Linked DNA regions of Homo sapiens: region 1 is linked to region 2. A link is a contact called in ENCODE Hi-C or POLR2A ChIA-PET data. All regions are on one chromosome and are shown on one strand. The core of a region is the stretch at or near the end of the contact, and the rest is flanking DNA. Distances in the headings are between cores, read along the strand shown.

Region 1 (6,738 bases), core at 1,679-4,178, 140 kb after region 2:
AGAAGGAGTCATTTAACTTTTCAAAGAGAGATTTCTACTTAATACCAGCTCGCACAGCAACGGAAGCCAAAAGGGACTTGTTTTCTACTGATTTTCTTCTAAGCAATTCAAAATTTGACACACTAGCAGAGGGCTTTGAATGGGAGAAGACATGCTCCACAGTGTGGTGAATAAGTAAGTGGCTACAAGTCATCCCTATAGATGAGGGCAGGTGATCTGGCCATTCTAAAGTTGAGAACACAGAGGCTGTGCCTAGGGGAACGACACTGGCCTGTCAACACCCTTGGCACTACTGTGCTGAGCAATTTACATGCACAAGCTCAGTTGGTCTTCATAACAATCCTGTAAGGCAAAATAGTATTTTTGTGACAAATGAAGAGCTGATGTTGAATGAGGTCGAGCAATTTACCCCCATTCTCACAGCCAGAAAGAAGTGGACCTATGCAGACTTTCCTATTCAGCCCATCACTTCTTTTCATCTCACGGGTGTGTGTCACTGAACCCATCGTGAATGGAATTTTGCTTTCTGGGCTCACTGTCAGATGAACTGCCTTGCAGATCCAGCAAGAGGTTCTCCGAGAAGAGTGAGGTAACTCCGGAGGGGCTGAGTCCTGACCTGAATCCTAGCTGACTCCAGAGTCTTTTCTGAGCACAAAAGTCCAAGACATAGCGGCAAAATCTCTCAGCACTGTACTGGCTCATGTTCTCCCCAGCCACTCTAAGGCAACCAGAAGAGGAGGTGGAGATGCCCCTGAAGCCCAGGGCTTTTTATTTACCCCAAACTCTCCTGAAAGACAAATATGTGCTCATCAGCTCCCAGCCTCTCAGGGCTTCCTGTTTTCTTAGGTGCTCTATCACATCTGCTGCTTCACTGCCTTGGGTTAAGTTCACATCCACTGAAGAACAAAGCTGAAGAATTAGGGGTGAGACCCCAGCACTTTTCTTTTTTCTTTCAATCTAAAGCAATTCATAGATAAGCCTCTTTCCCAGCCTGTTTACAAAGAGCTATCCTAAATCTCATTGTTGTATACAAACTCCAGTGTGGGGCTTATCCTCACTCATAGGGCACAGAAGTCTCAATGGAATATCATAAACCATTATTTAGAATAAAAAATTATGACCAAAATGTAACATTTCCACAGGCATCACCAACCCCTGTAATTTTTACCATATTCCATATTTGATTTATCGCCAAAGAGAAACGTGCCCTGAGATCAATCTAAGGCAAAAGGGGGTGGTTTAGTACTCCTTTTCTGATGCTTAGAAGAGCTATTTTTATCATTAATTCAAAGATTTAGAGTAAGGTGGTTCTTGATGAAATTCCTTGTGGGGACCTTAATCTTAAGTCTCCTAGAATCCATCCTTTGCTGTACTACTTTTCTGGTCTTTTTGTGCCAAAATAAGCATTTTTCCTAGACTAAGCTCTTTTCAGTTTTGCTAGTAAAAATCACTGCAGTATACAATGTTATATTGAATATTAATATTGGCATCAGAATTTTCAGAGCATTAAAAAATGCCTGTATGACTGGTACTTCTTATTGAAAACTCATTTAGAATATTTCCCTTGACTTTCTAATTGTTCATTTGAAAATGAGGGAGGTAGATTAGATTATATATGTAGCTCCTTCCAAGTCAGATAATTTCTGAATCTATGAAGGTCTAGAATATTTCTCCAGAATCCCTCAGTAGACTCTCTTAGAAGTTAGTTTTTTAAAATAATTTAGGATAAATATTTTCATCATCCCAACATACTCCAAATAAAATTCATATTATTTTTGCTAAAATATTAAGCTGGGTTTGTTGAAACGTATTCTGAAGGGGAGAAAAGGTATTATCTTTTTCTCACTGATGACAAGGTTCGTGGCTGACACCCCATAACAAAAGACAGATTAACAAGAGAAAATCATAACAAAATTGTTTAACTAGAGTTTTACATGACATGGGAGCCTTCAGAAATGAATACCCTCAAACCAGGGGAAAATTGTGATTTTTTTTTTCTTTTTCTTGTCTTTTTTTTTTTTTTTTTTTTTTTGGCTTAGGTTCTATGAAGAACGGGCAGTCATGTAGAACTACAACTGGACAAAAAGGGAGTATGACCCAGTGGTAATAAACTGAGGGGAACTTAGCAAGAGAGTTCAGAGAACTCCTTTTCTTTTGTTTTCTTTTCTTTTCTTTTTTTTTTTTTTTTTTTTTTTTTTGAGATGGAGTCTTGCTCTGTCGCCCAGGGTGGAGTGCAGTGGTGCTATCTCGACTCACTGAAACCTCCACCTCCTGGGTTCAAGCAATTCTCCTGCCTCAGCCTCCCAAGTAGCTGGGACTACAGGCTCGTGCCACCACGCCCAGCTAATCTGTGTGTTTTTAGTAGAGACAGGGTTTCACCATATTGGCCAGTCTGGTCTCAAACTCGTGACCTCATGATCCACCTGCCTCAGCCTCCCAAAGTGCTGGGATTACAGGCATGAAACACCGCGCCTGGCCGAGAATTTATTTATGGCCATGTTTTAGGGGAGAAAAATGGGAGAAGCTCAGAGTGACCTTCTTGCTTCTGTGGCTTTCTCAATTGTCAAGGTGCTATATTTTGGGGTATCATGCCCTAGGCCCCAATAATTTCCTTTTTCCTTTCTTTCATTTTCTATAAATGCATCTACTTAGCTAAAAAGTCAAATACTCAAATGTAGATTATTTTGTCTATACAAGTTTTGCCATTTAAAACTTTTTGCCATTTAAATTATTTTCTTTATGTGCATTATGGCTTCAGAACGGCAACTCAGGGAAAAGCAGCTTACACCCATACACGTACATGCTTATCTCTTCCTGCTGAAACCAAGACCCCTCTGATTAGTGAAGACTGTTACTTGGGGAATGACTGAGCAGTACATGAGTTTAGGAGTTCCTCCTTTTTGTGTTAAGCATGGTTTGGCTTAACTCCAAACCAGGCATGGGAAGTCTTAGTCACACTAGGCCACTGAGTTTGTATTTGCAAGGAAATCTCTGGTTTGCTTTCTGTGTCACCTAGCACACATCTCCAAAGATTTTACTTGTATCACTTTGAACCCTAGAACAAATATTTTGACATCACACAGTATACACAGCAGAATCCCACAGCTTACAATGCAATAATGCACTTACTTTCAGCAAAGCAAGGAGGAAAAGGAGGGAGAGGGAGCTGGTTAAAACTAGAAGTTTCTACAAGTTAGCTTGCTTAATCAGTAGGAGGTGGGTTTATTTGTTTTGTTCTCTTTTAGTGGTTACTTTCTATTAATGAAGACTGTGTGTACTTGTGTTTGGGGTAAGCTTAGTCATTGACATAGGGACAGGGCTGGAAAACCTAAGTTAAGCTTAGCAAGTTAACACCATAGAGGATAACAACAAAGACTGTCTCTGTAAACAAACTTTAGACCAGGTTCTTTGTGCCCTCTTCTCAAATAGGCCTCATCTTTGGGCCTTGTCTTTGGCCTGCCTAGTCCAGTTTTAGCAAGAATTCTGCTAAGTCAGTCTAGCAAAAATCCCCTATCCTTGATATCTAATCACCCTGGCCTGCCTTCAGCAAGAATTCTGTTAGTCTCTTTAGAAGAATTTCCCTATCTTCGTTGTCTCCTCTTAGTAATTTTCCATTCACGGACCCCCTCACTCTGTTCATTGGATATAAATGCCCCACGGCTTTGCTATATTCAGAGTTGAACCCAATGTCTCTCCCCTACTGCAATAGTCTTGATACCTATTGCAATAGTCCTGAATAAAATCTTCCTTACTGTTTTAACAACTGTCAGAATTTTTTTTTTTAACAAGGGTCAGGCTGTTATTTGTTATGTGTGTTGTAAAACAAAGCATTTACAATCTTCTCCAAGTTTTATAGCTCAGTTTTAGCCATGGGTATTAAAATATGATCTCCTGCCTGGGACCTGAAGGCTCCAAAGCCCTTATTGCAATTGTGCTTAATACATCCCTCTAACCCATCCCCGTTTCTACCCTTCTGGGACAAGAAAAGCTGTGCCTTACTTAAAACTGCTGTGAGCATGAAAACATTCCACTGGATGGGGCTGGAGGCACAGGGTGAGGGGCAGCAGCTCTACTTTGAGCCGTAAAGTGCTAAGTGGGAGTTTCGTTTGCCAAGAAGGGGCCTTCCTGCACAAGGTGGAAGGTGGTGTTGGTGAATGAATAATTGCCAGGGAAGTATCACCAGACACCAGGATAAGATTTTATGGGTCATTGGGAGGAGAAAGCAGCTAACAGCATCCTTGTTGAGTCTTTAGAGGCACAGAGTAGAAGCCCGAGGGAGAGTAAACAGCAAAAATAGTTAAGGAAAAAATAAGCTACAAATAGTAAGGAGGGGAAGTGGGAGCACTGAGCATCAGGGAAATTTCTGGCAGAACTCTAGCAAATGCCTGCACAAAATCACACCAACCTGATGATGCTGTCATTCCTGATCATTTCCTCCAGCCAAGGGGTTGCTCTCCAAACTTACGGAAGAGAGAACCTGAAGGCAGTGACCTACCTATTCACCAGCTTATACATCAGCATGAGTTAGTTATTCCAGCTTATTTTATGAGCTGTTATTCAAGCATTTGAGTATCACCAATGGTGAGGTATTGGGTGATTTATTGCAGAATATTATTCCTCTGTCACTAAGTGTAATGAGATCATTTGCAAATTTTATTTTTTCTCTGCCTTCTAAATGCATGCAATTGTTAGACCACATATTTGACAGCTGATATGATCCACAAAACAAAGGCAGATTCCCTCTATTCATCGTATAACTTAAAGAGAAAGCTTCTTCCCTACCAGTTTCCTAGAGCACTATCAACCTTGCTAACATCTTTGCATCCACTTCCTTGGCTTAAAACAGCATTGAAAGTTGCTTTTGAGTTTCTTAATGCACTGAAGATGCGATTCCTAAAGAACCTGAGAACTATGGACTCTGATGAAGATGCATGTTGGGAGATGTGAGACAATAAGCAGATCAATGCCATTCCATCAGTCTCTTCTTCCCACTGTTCTCTGCAAGTATCTATTGAGCAGAGCATTGAAGTTTATAGCGCTGTCAATGCCATGCAGGGAAGCCCATTGGGCTGGGTGTTTTGTATTTGTACTGTAGATCTACTCTCCACTTTGCCCCTTTCTGTTCCCTGGGAGGCTGCGCTCTGTGGACCATATCACTCCAGCTCACTTGTCCTCTGGCTTTTATTAAGTTTAGCCAATGAGAGTCATTGGCAGGAGATCACAGAGTGAGAGGAGTGAACACCTCTGAAAGCAAATTTCTTCCCACTCTAGCCTCCTCCCACTCCCTCTCCCTCTCTCCCAGGCTCTATTATACAGTGACTGTAATCCTGGCACTAGGCCACTTCTCCTATCGGGTGGAATCTCTCTTGCCAGAGAACTACAGGTTGTACTAATTTCTGGTAACCACTCTCTGCCTTCCTTCAGACCATGCAGGGAGTGATGCCAGTTCCTGCTGTGCTGTTCCCTGTCACCATCCTTTGGTGGTTTGCTTTAACGTTACTCACACATTTTTTAAACTATCCTCTATAGTTGACCTTTTGAGTGGGCCATGTCTTCCCTACTGGGACCTTAACCACAACCTCTTCATTCATTGTCAGGATTTTATATCTACGTCAACTTTCCAAAACACAGCTAAAATCTAAAATGTTGTTTTTCACATTTAAGAGCATTTTTAGATTGCAAAGAAGTAGCTATAGATTCCATTCCCAGCAACATGAGGACCCCTGAGGACTCATTTTCCAGTGAAATGATCGTAACTGATAAAAATCATTTTTAAAAAATTAAAGTTCCCAGAAATTGTTCTAAGGGTATACAGAAAATAAATCTATTCAAGAAAATCTACTAAATCTTGGTAAGAATAGTGAGGTTGTGGCACTTGAGCCATGACACACTAGCTTCCTCCCCACTCCAGCTCAATTTGAGGAAGGTTTCACTCTGAGTGGGACTGGTCAAAAGGTGAGGCTCCCTTTCCCTCTACTCGCTTGTTAAGGGATATGCAATCTCGCAGGAAAGGGCAGGACACCAGTGTTTCTCATCCTCTCCAATTCCAGGTTGGAAAGGCTAAATTCCTGGTAAGTATGGCCCAGCTGTTGGGAGCTCCTTTCTACCACCCACAACCCCACACATAGAGCGGTGGCTCTACAGCAGATGTGGCAGGCCAGGAACACTAGGGCCCCAATTATCACCCTCCAGCTCACTCACAGGACTGAGGCTCCACACAGAAGAAGCAAAATAAGAAGACCAGAGGCTACTACCCCATGCCAAGCACCCAAAGCTTGGTTTTTATTCAGAGGAAGAAGCAAATCATAAAAAAGAGGGCTCTGAAGCTCTCCCAAAAAGAAATTACTTTAGGGTAGGTACAGTGGCTCATACCTGCAATCCCAGCACTTTGGGAGGCCGAGGCAGGTGGATCACGAGGTCAGGAGATTGAGACCATCCTGGCTAACATGGTGAAACCCCGTCTCTACCAAAAATACAAAAATTTAGCTGGGCGTGGTAGCACACACCTGTAGTCCCAGCTACTCAGGAGGCTGAGGCAGGAGAATCGCTTGAACCCGGGAGGCGGAGCTTGCGGTGAGCGGAGATCGCGCCACTGCCCTCCAGCCTGGGTGACAGAGTGAAAAAAAAAATACTTTATTATAAATAGAGTGTGGGGAAGTTCAAGCCTAAGGACACTCTCAAAAACAATGGACATTTTGATGGTAAATAATTAAAAGGAGGCTGGTAGCTCTGTAAGAG
Region 2 (6,682 bases), core at 2,307-4,806:
AATACCATTTGCTCAGGTTGCTCTTCTGTGAATAACATTACAACTATCCAAATAATAGTCAAGGCTCCTAAACCATCCAGCCAGCTTTTGCAAACAGCAGAGGAAGAAAGCCACCTGAGCTTGCAGAACTGGTGCCACTAAGTGCCAATCCCCACAAGTGAACACAAGTTCATGAACTTAGGGATCCTGGTTGAAGAAAGTTGCTGCTGCAGTCAAACAATAACATCAGCAAGGATTGATTTTAACTCAGATGAGTAGTATGCACTATCAACAATATAAAGGTTGTTAAATGTTAAAAAAAAAAAGTAGTCAGAAAGTAGTAGGCAGAAAGATTTTAAAAAGAATATCTACTAATGTAGGAGTGGAAAGGTGTACCACCTTCTTCACCCTTCATAAGGGTAGTGGTCAATATCCTATAACATAAAACAGGTTAACAAGAGAAAATCATAACAAATTTATTTAATTAAAAATTTTTATGTAATATGGGAGCTTTGGGAAGAAGATCTAAAGATACAGAGAAAACTATTCATGTTTATGCTTAGGTTTGATGGACAGTCCTGTAGAAATGTGATTGGACAGAGGATATGGTCTAACCCAGCAGGGCCTGCCCGTTCAGCTTCTTCTTGGCCTCTCTGTGTAGCATTTCTTCCTCCTGGGTCTGACAGGACCCCTCTGGAATGAGGGTCTTTAAGGGGGAAGGGAGAAGGAAGAGAGTGACCTTGCTAGGTTTTATGACTTGCTTTGGGGAAGATTTCTAGTTTCTATGATGTGCCTTAGGGGAAAGGAATTCCAGCTTCTGTGACTTGCTTTGAGGAGAATTTGGGCAAGAAACAGGAGGGTGGGTGAGGGACAGAAAGGCCTTGTGGCTAAGGCCTTTCCAATCTCCTTCAGTTCAATCTTCTTCCGTTCAGTATTCAACATGTCAAGGCACCGTGCTTTGGGGTATTATGTCCTGAGCCCCAACGTAAGATGTTTACACTTTTGATTGTAAATGCCAGCAAAACAAAACTTCATGAAATATGTAAATATCATGTGTGCTATTTCAGAGATGGAGACAGAAATCAACTTAAAAATTGTCAGATATATTGCAATATAGAATTACTTCTCTTTTCTGTTATTTATTTTAAAGAAATATTTTTGTATGTTATTTTACTGATTTTATTTCCATAAAAACATGGAAACTTCAATGTTTTCATATTTTGCAGAGTTTCATTTGGGTATTTTTAATGGCATGTGAGAGAGAGAGAGAAAGAAAGAGAGAGAGAGAGAAAATTAACACACTGCATTGGAATTCTTTTTATATTCTTCCCCAAACTCTTTTCCTCTCTCCTTCACCAGGTGTAATTATAACGAAATGGGTATTCTTCATTTGACATTTTAAGTTTTTAAACTAAATATATACATAGCCATAACACAGATAGTAGTATCATGGTATTTTATGTTATTTTTTTAGAGACAAGATCTCTCTGTCTGTCACCCAGGCTGAAGTGCAGTGGTGCAGTCATAGCTCATTGCAGACTTGAAATCCTGGGCTCAATGGATCCTCCTGCCTCACTCACCCTCTCTGGTAGCTGAGACTAAAACCTCACAACACCACACCAGACTAATCATTTTTATTTTTTGTAGAGACAGGGTCTTGCCCTGTTGCCCAGTCTGGTCTTGAACTCATGGCTTCAAGTGATCCTCCCACCTAGGCCTCCCAAAGCTCAGATTACAGGTGTGAGCCACTGGCTATAAAACACCACACAGCCTACTGGGGTATTCTAAACTTGACGTCATATTGTATTTATCCTTCTGCAACTTGATTTTTGTTGCTCTGTTTTTATATTTGGTGAATGTATTCACCTTGATAATGTAACTCTAGTTCATCCCTTTTAATTACTGGTATAAGTGAGCCATAATTTCTTGAATCATTCTCCTGTTGATGGACATTCAGGCTATTTGGATTTTTATTTTTGTTACTGCTAAGAGTGCCACAGTGAACATCCCTACATATATTCTTGCATACATTGAAAGGGTGTCTCTCCTAGTGCCTCAAATTGCTGGATTCTAGGGTGTGAACATCTTTAGCTTTACCAGATCTAGATACTGCTAAATGCCATCCAAAGTGTTTATCTGGAATTCTTCATACCTGTCCCTTTACAGACCACTCAACACAGTGGCCGTAGTGACCCTCTTACAACATGTCACATCATGTTACCCTTTGCTTGAAACCTTGAAATGCCTCCCCACCCTATTTCACTCAAAACAGCTACAGGGCCCTAACTGACCTCACCCTAGCGCTGCCCTTGTTACCTCTTATGTCCCCTCTCTTTCTGCTCCTCAAATACTCCAAGCATTCTCTCTGCTTAGGGTCTTTCTTCCAGCAGTTTGCTCTGCCTCACATGCTGTTCTCTCAGACCCCACTTGGCAAAATCTTTCGCCTTCCTTGAGTTTCTGTTTAAATCTCACTTTAACAATGAGCCTTGCCATGACTACCCTCCCCGCATGCTCAATTGATGTTTTCTTGCTTGAATGTGTTTCTTTCGCAGTACCAGTACCTTATAATGCATTATGTAGTTTGTCAGATTTATTGCCTAGTGTCTCACCCATCTAGACTGTCAGATCCATGAGGGCAGAGATCTTTGCCTGGTGTGCTCATCGATGTATCTGGATACCTACAATGGAATCTGATGCATGGTAAGCATTCGACCAGTGTCTGAGAGAGGTGACTTTTGTACCTTTGTGATTTCACATTATGCTTTGCAGGGTATTATCCAAAAGAACATATGATATTTTGATTGGTAATACATGAGGACTATGATTTGAAAAAAGACTAAAATTCAGCCCCCTAAGGGTAGGGCCTGGATATGTGTTCACCACTCTATTCTTTGTGCCAAGAACAGTGCCTGGCACATAGCAGATGTTCAATAAATGTCAAATGAATGAATGGATGAATGAATGAACAGAGATTTTTTGAGAAGGTTACTTGATAGTTTGGAAGTGAATTATACTGGAAGATGAGTTGGTTCAAAGGTTTGTGATTCAGGCATGCCCATCAGACAAAGCAAGCAGGTGGTAACTCCCTATTTTAAGTTTACCTGTTGGGCCATAAATTTCCCTGTTTGAAATCTTTTACTCTTTACAGTTTCCCTATTGTTGGGGAGTAAAATGATGGAAATTTGTTCAATTGAACATACCCTTTTAGAATGTTTCTCATATTTGCCTCATGATTAGAATCTCTCAGGTGAGTCTGTTAAAAATACAGATTCATGGACCTAATTCTTAAATCAGAAACTCTGGGAGAAAATTCTGAGAACAAACCCAAGAAACTGTTATGAAACTGTTATAGTCAAGTGAGTTAGGAAAACAATAGGATCCTTGACAGAACAAAGAACAACAGCGTGCCTGAAATGTCAACAGGAGGAAAGAGCGCCTGTTATAAACTGTGTTTTAAATAATGTCAGAATAGCTGCTAAACGGCAGAACCACATTCTGCATTTGAACTGAGTCTTTCCTCTTGCCTACCTAACATGGTCATCAGGGTCTTAGGGAATTTGGGGGTGACTCACAACCTTGTGTTTATGAATTAGTCATTGAAAACACAACCAGAAGAAGGCAGGCCGTCCTCAGCTATTCCTGAGATCCTGATAGTTTCCATCTCATGAGTTGAAGAAGCAGACAGTGGGAAGTAACGTTCTGGGCTAATCAGCAAAAGAGAAAAGAAATATTATGAAACACAAGGAGAAAGAAAAAATTATTTTATTATTCCAGGTTCATTTTATCTTTCTCCTAATGTAGAAGTCTTTCTTTATATGGGAGTCACTTGGTAAAAGTAATTCATCTATTTAATGTATTCTTCCAGATAGTGACATGTGTATCTATAATATAATAGATAGTGACATGTGTATCTACAGCCTTTAAAATGTAATGTTTATTCAAGAGGAAGGGGAATTTATCGAACTCTTCAGTATGTTTCTATTCCATTGAAGTTGCTGGTAAATCTGGTTAGTGGCTGTACTTTTGGTACTTCAGATTTCAAACATTTGTATTTCAACTCATCATTCCGGAGTATTTCCAATAGAAGACATTTAATTAAAACTTATGGTAAAGTACAGAAAGGGAATTTGGTGAGAAAGAGACCTATAATTTGATCAAATGAAAACTCTCTCCATTTTTAAATTTGGCATACATTTTAGACACTCACGTGTTTTGTTTCTCATTTTGGCAACTGAGTTGAATTTGGCTGCTGGGGTGAGAGGGAAAGGGGTAGATTAGAGACCCTGTGGGATGTCACAAGTCTTTGCCAAAATCAGCACATATTTATTAAGCGGTGGGCATGAAGCTCCCCATCTGTTAGTTTTCTCAAAGTGCTGACAAGAACATTCCGATTTCCAGCTTGAATGCTTTTTTAAAAAAATTTCTTTTCTCAAAAAAAAAAAAAAAAATTTCTTTTCTCCATTTACTCTGACCAAAGGGCTGTGTTAGTGTTCAAAGATAAATGGAAAATGATGCTTGAATTTTCTAATTTGTCATTGTAAGTAATGGAACCACCCAACACCTCACACTTATGGATATTTTTGCCAGCTTGCAAAATATAGGTGAGAGCCACCCAATTCTACCTCCTTTTAGAATTGGGTGGCTCTCATCCAATGAGGAGCTAACATAATTAGCCTTTTATTGCTCCTCATCTCCCTGTTATGGGAGAAGATCAGACTCTGCTATAAACAGACAGATACCCCTAAGGTCTCCAGCAAAGGAAGTCGAAAGGGGAGACCTTTAGATCTGTTGCTTGCTTCCTTTCACATGGAAAATGTACAACTTTACTTTCAGAAATTAAATATTTGGGTACAATAGGGCAGGCCAGGGCATGATTTCATTTTGATTCATTTTAGGGCTACATCAGTTAACTCCCTTTATGTTATCTCACTAGTTCTGCTTCTCTCCTCTACCCATACCCATTTTCATCCTAGCAGCTTGCTGGTGCAAGCTCATTGGTCTCAGAAAGTCTCCCTCAACCTCTCAGATAGTGCCTGTGGAATCCTATAATTCTCCTTCATAAAGTTTTGCACAGTTCTAATTGTTTAGTAATTTTTTGTAATAACTTTTTAAATATCTGTGATAGAATTCTAAGATGGCTCGTAAGATTCCCATCCCCTGCTATACAAGCGCTGTATAATCAATCCCCTCCCTTTGATGGGTATGACCTGAAATCGGATGGAATGTCACTCCATGATTACACACCATTATGTGGTAAAGATGAAGGCATTTTGCAGATGTAATTAAGGCTCCTAATCAGTTTCCCTGAGTTAACCAAAGGGATATTATCCTTGGTGGGCCTGACCTAATCAGGTGAGCCTTTAAAGCGGGGCCTAGATGTTCCCTGAAGTCAGAGACACTCTCCTGCTAGCCTTGAAAAGCAAGCTGGCATGAGTTTTATAGCTGTAAGGAGAATTTCTGCCAGCAAGCAAAGTTCTTGTCAAGGAAGTTCTTCAAACTCCCTAGTTTGGAGGAAAACTCAATGCCTCCAATGAGACAGCAGTCCTGGTCACTGCCTGTTCTCATCCTCCCCAGGCCCTGGCCCGAGGACCCAGTTAGGCTATGTCCAGAATTCTGTTCTACAGAACCGTGAGATCATAAATGTGGATTGGTTTAAGCCACTAAGATTGAGGTAATTTGTGACATAGCAATTGAAAACTTGAACAATACTTCTCCTCCACATGAAGGCAGGGTCTATGTCTCTTATTCACTGTGTGCCCAGTGATTACCACATTATCTGACATTGAAAAACTCACTAAGTATTCACCAAAAGAAAGACTGATTGACCTTAATTAGTGGGCAGGTTCAATAGATTGGGAGTCAGCAAGTATACATCAAATTTTCAAGAAAAATTTCATGAGAATAAAATAATCACCCAGCATGAATGAGCCTGGCTCTCACTTTCTAAGTCACTATCCTGCCCAAGGAAAGGGACCAGGTTCAAACAGAGATAAAGGGCCTTTAATAAATCTTCTTCAGATTTGTATCTGCTTTTGGGTGAGTCTGATGAATTTTAAATTTTTCTCCAAAACCTTTCTGAATTGACTGAACCTTTTGAATAGTAACATACCTTCCCACTACCACCCACCACCACCCCTGGCAGACTACCTGTTCTGCCTCATTGGACTCTGCTGCCTGCTGGGGAAGGTCTGGACCATGGACGCCGGGCAAGTCATCCAAGCAAAGCCCAGTGAAGTTCCAGGATGGGCTCGTGACTCAATAAGAGGCAGTGTTTCTCCCTGAATCAGCCCCAGCATGGCCACATCTGAAGGAAGCATGGTTGCGAGCTCAGCCACTGCCTGGCTGCCTGTGGACACATGGATCCTGCACTGTCTCGGATGAGAGGACACCGTCTGCTGATTCACTTGCACCTGGGGTTTCGTGGGTGGACATCTGGAAAGGGCCTCTCTTGCTAGCTCAAGTTTTATTTATCTAAAATGATCTTTTAAAAATCATTTTACGTGTCTTCAAAGTGTCTGGACATGGTGTGGAATGTGGTTTATTCTGTCCACATGGCAGCAGGCTCTGTGTTGTAACTTGCTGAGATTTTAGGTCTGCCATCAGTATGCAGACTGACACCAGCTTTTACTGAGTAGCAATGTAGAGCCCTTGGGAAAAACAGGAGAAATGAAATAGGAGAAACTATTGTGCCAGATGAAGCTCA

What was found. Hi-C counts contacts between places; a loop is a spot of excess contacts on that map. ChIA-PET counts read pairs that join two places held with the same protein, here RNA polymerase II (POLR2A). Pooled maps may share reads with other maps.
Region 1: a map of PC-3 shows a loop between it and region 2 (9-fold over the local background). The contact joins two enhancer-like sites. A Hi-C loop is called at or near these places in 4 of 168 maps with a recorded cell type or tissue (PC-3, esophagus muscularis mucosa, prostate gland and 1 more) and 2 of 50 pooled maps. POLR2A ChIA-PET finds 5 or more read pairs at or near these places in 3 of 52 experiments (AG04450, PC-3 and activated naive CD4-positive, alpha-beta T cell).

The regions. Positions count from the first base shown.
Region 1 is chr2:215,790,988-215,797,725 of GRCh38, forward strand. The region is part of intron 1 of LINC00607 (long intergenic non-protein coding RNA 607); the gene reads right to left. Among named protein-coding and RNA genes, the nearest start is that of LINC00607, 49 kb to the right of the region's middle. Within about 2 kb of position 2,929, at least 8 of the 41 ENCODE cell types and tissues checked have a DNase peak (open chromatin) inside an H3K27ac peak, as active enhancers do; they include PC-3, where a contact is called at or near this core.
Region 2 is chr2:215,654,540-215,661,221 of GRCh38, forward strand. All of the region lies in intron 5 of LINC00607 (long intergenic non-protein coding RNA 607), which reads right to left. All of the region lies in intron 2 of LOC102724861 (a long non-coding RNA gene), which reads left to right. Among named protein-coding and RNA genes, the nearest start is that of LINC01614, 60 kb to the right of the region's middle. Within about 2 kb of position 3,557, at least 3 of the 41 ENCODE cell types and tissues checked have a DNase peak (open chromatin) inside an H3K27ac peak, as active enhancers do; they include PC-3, where a contact is called at or near this core.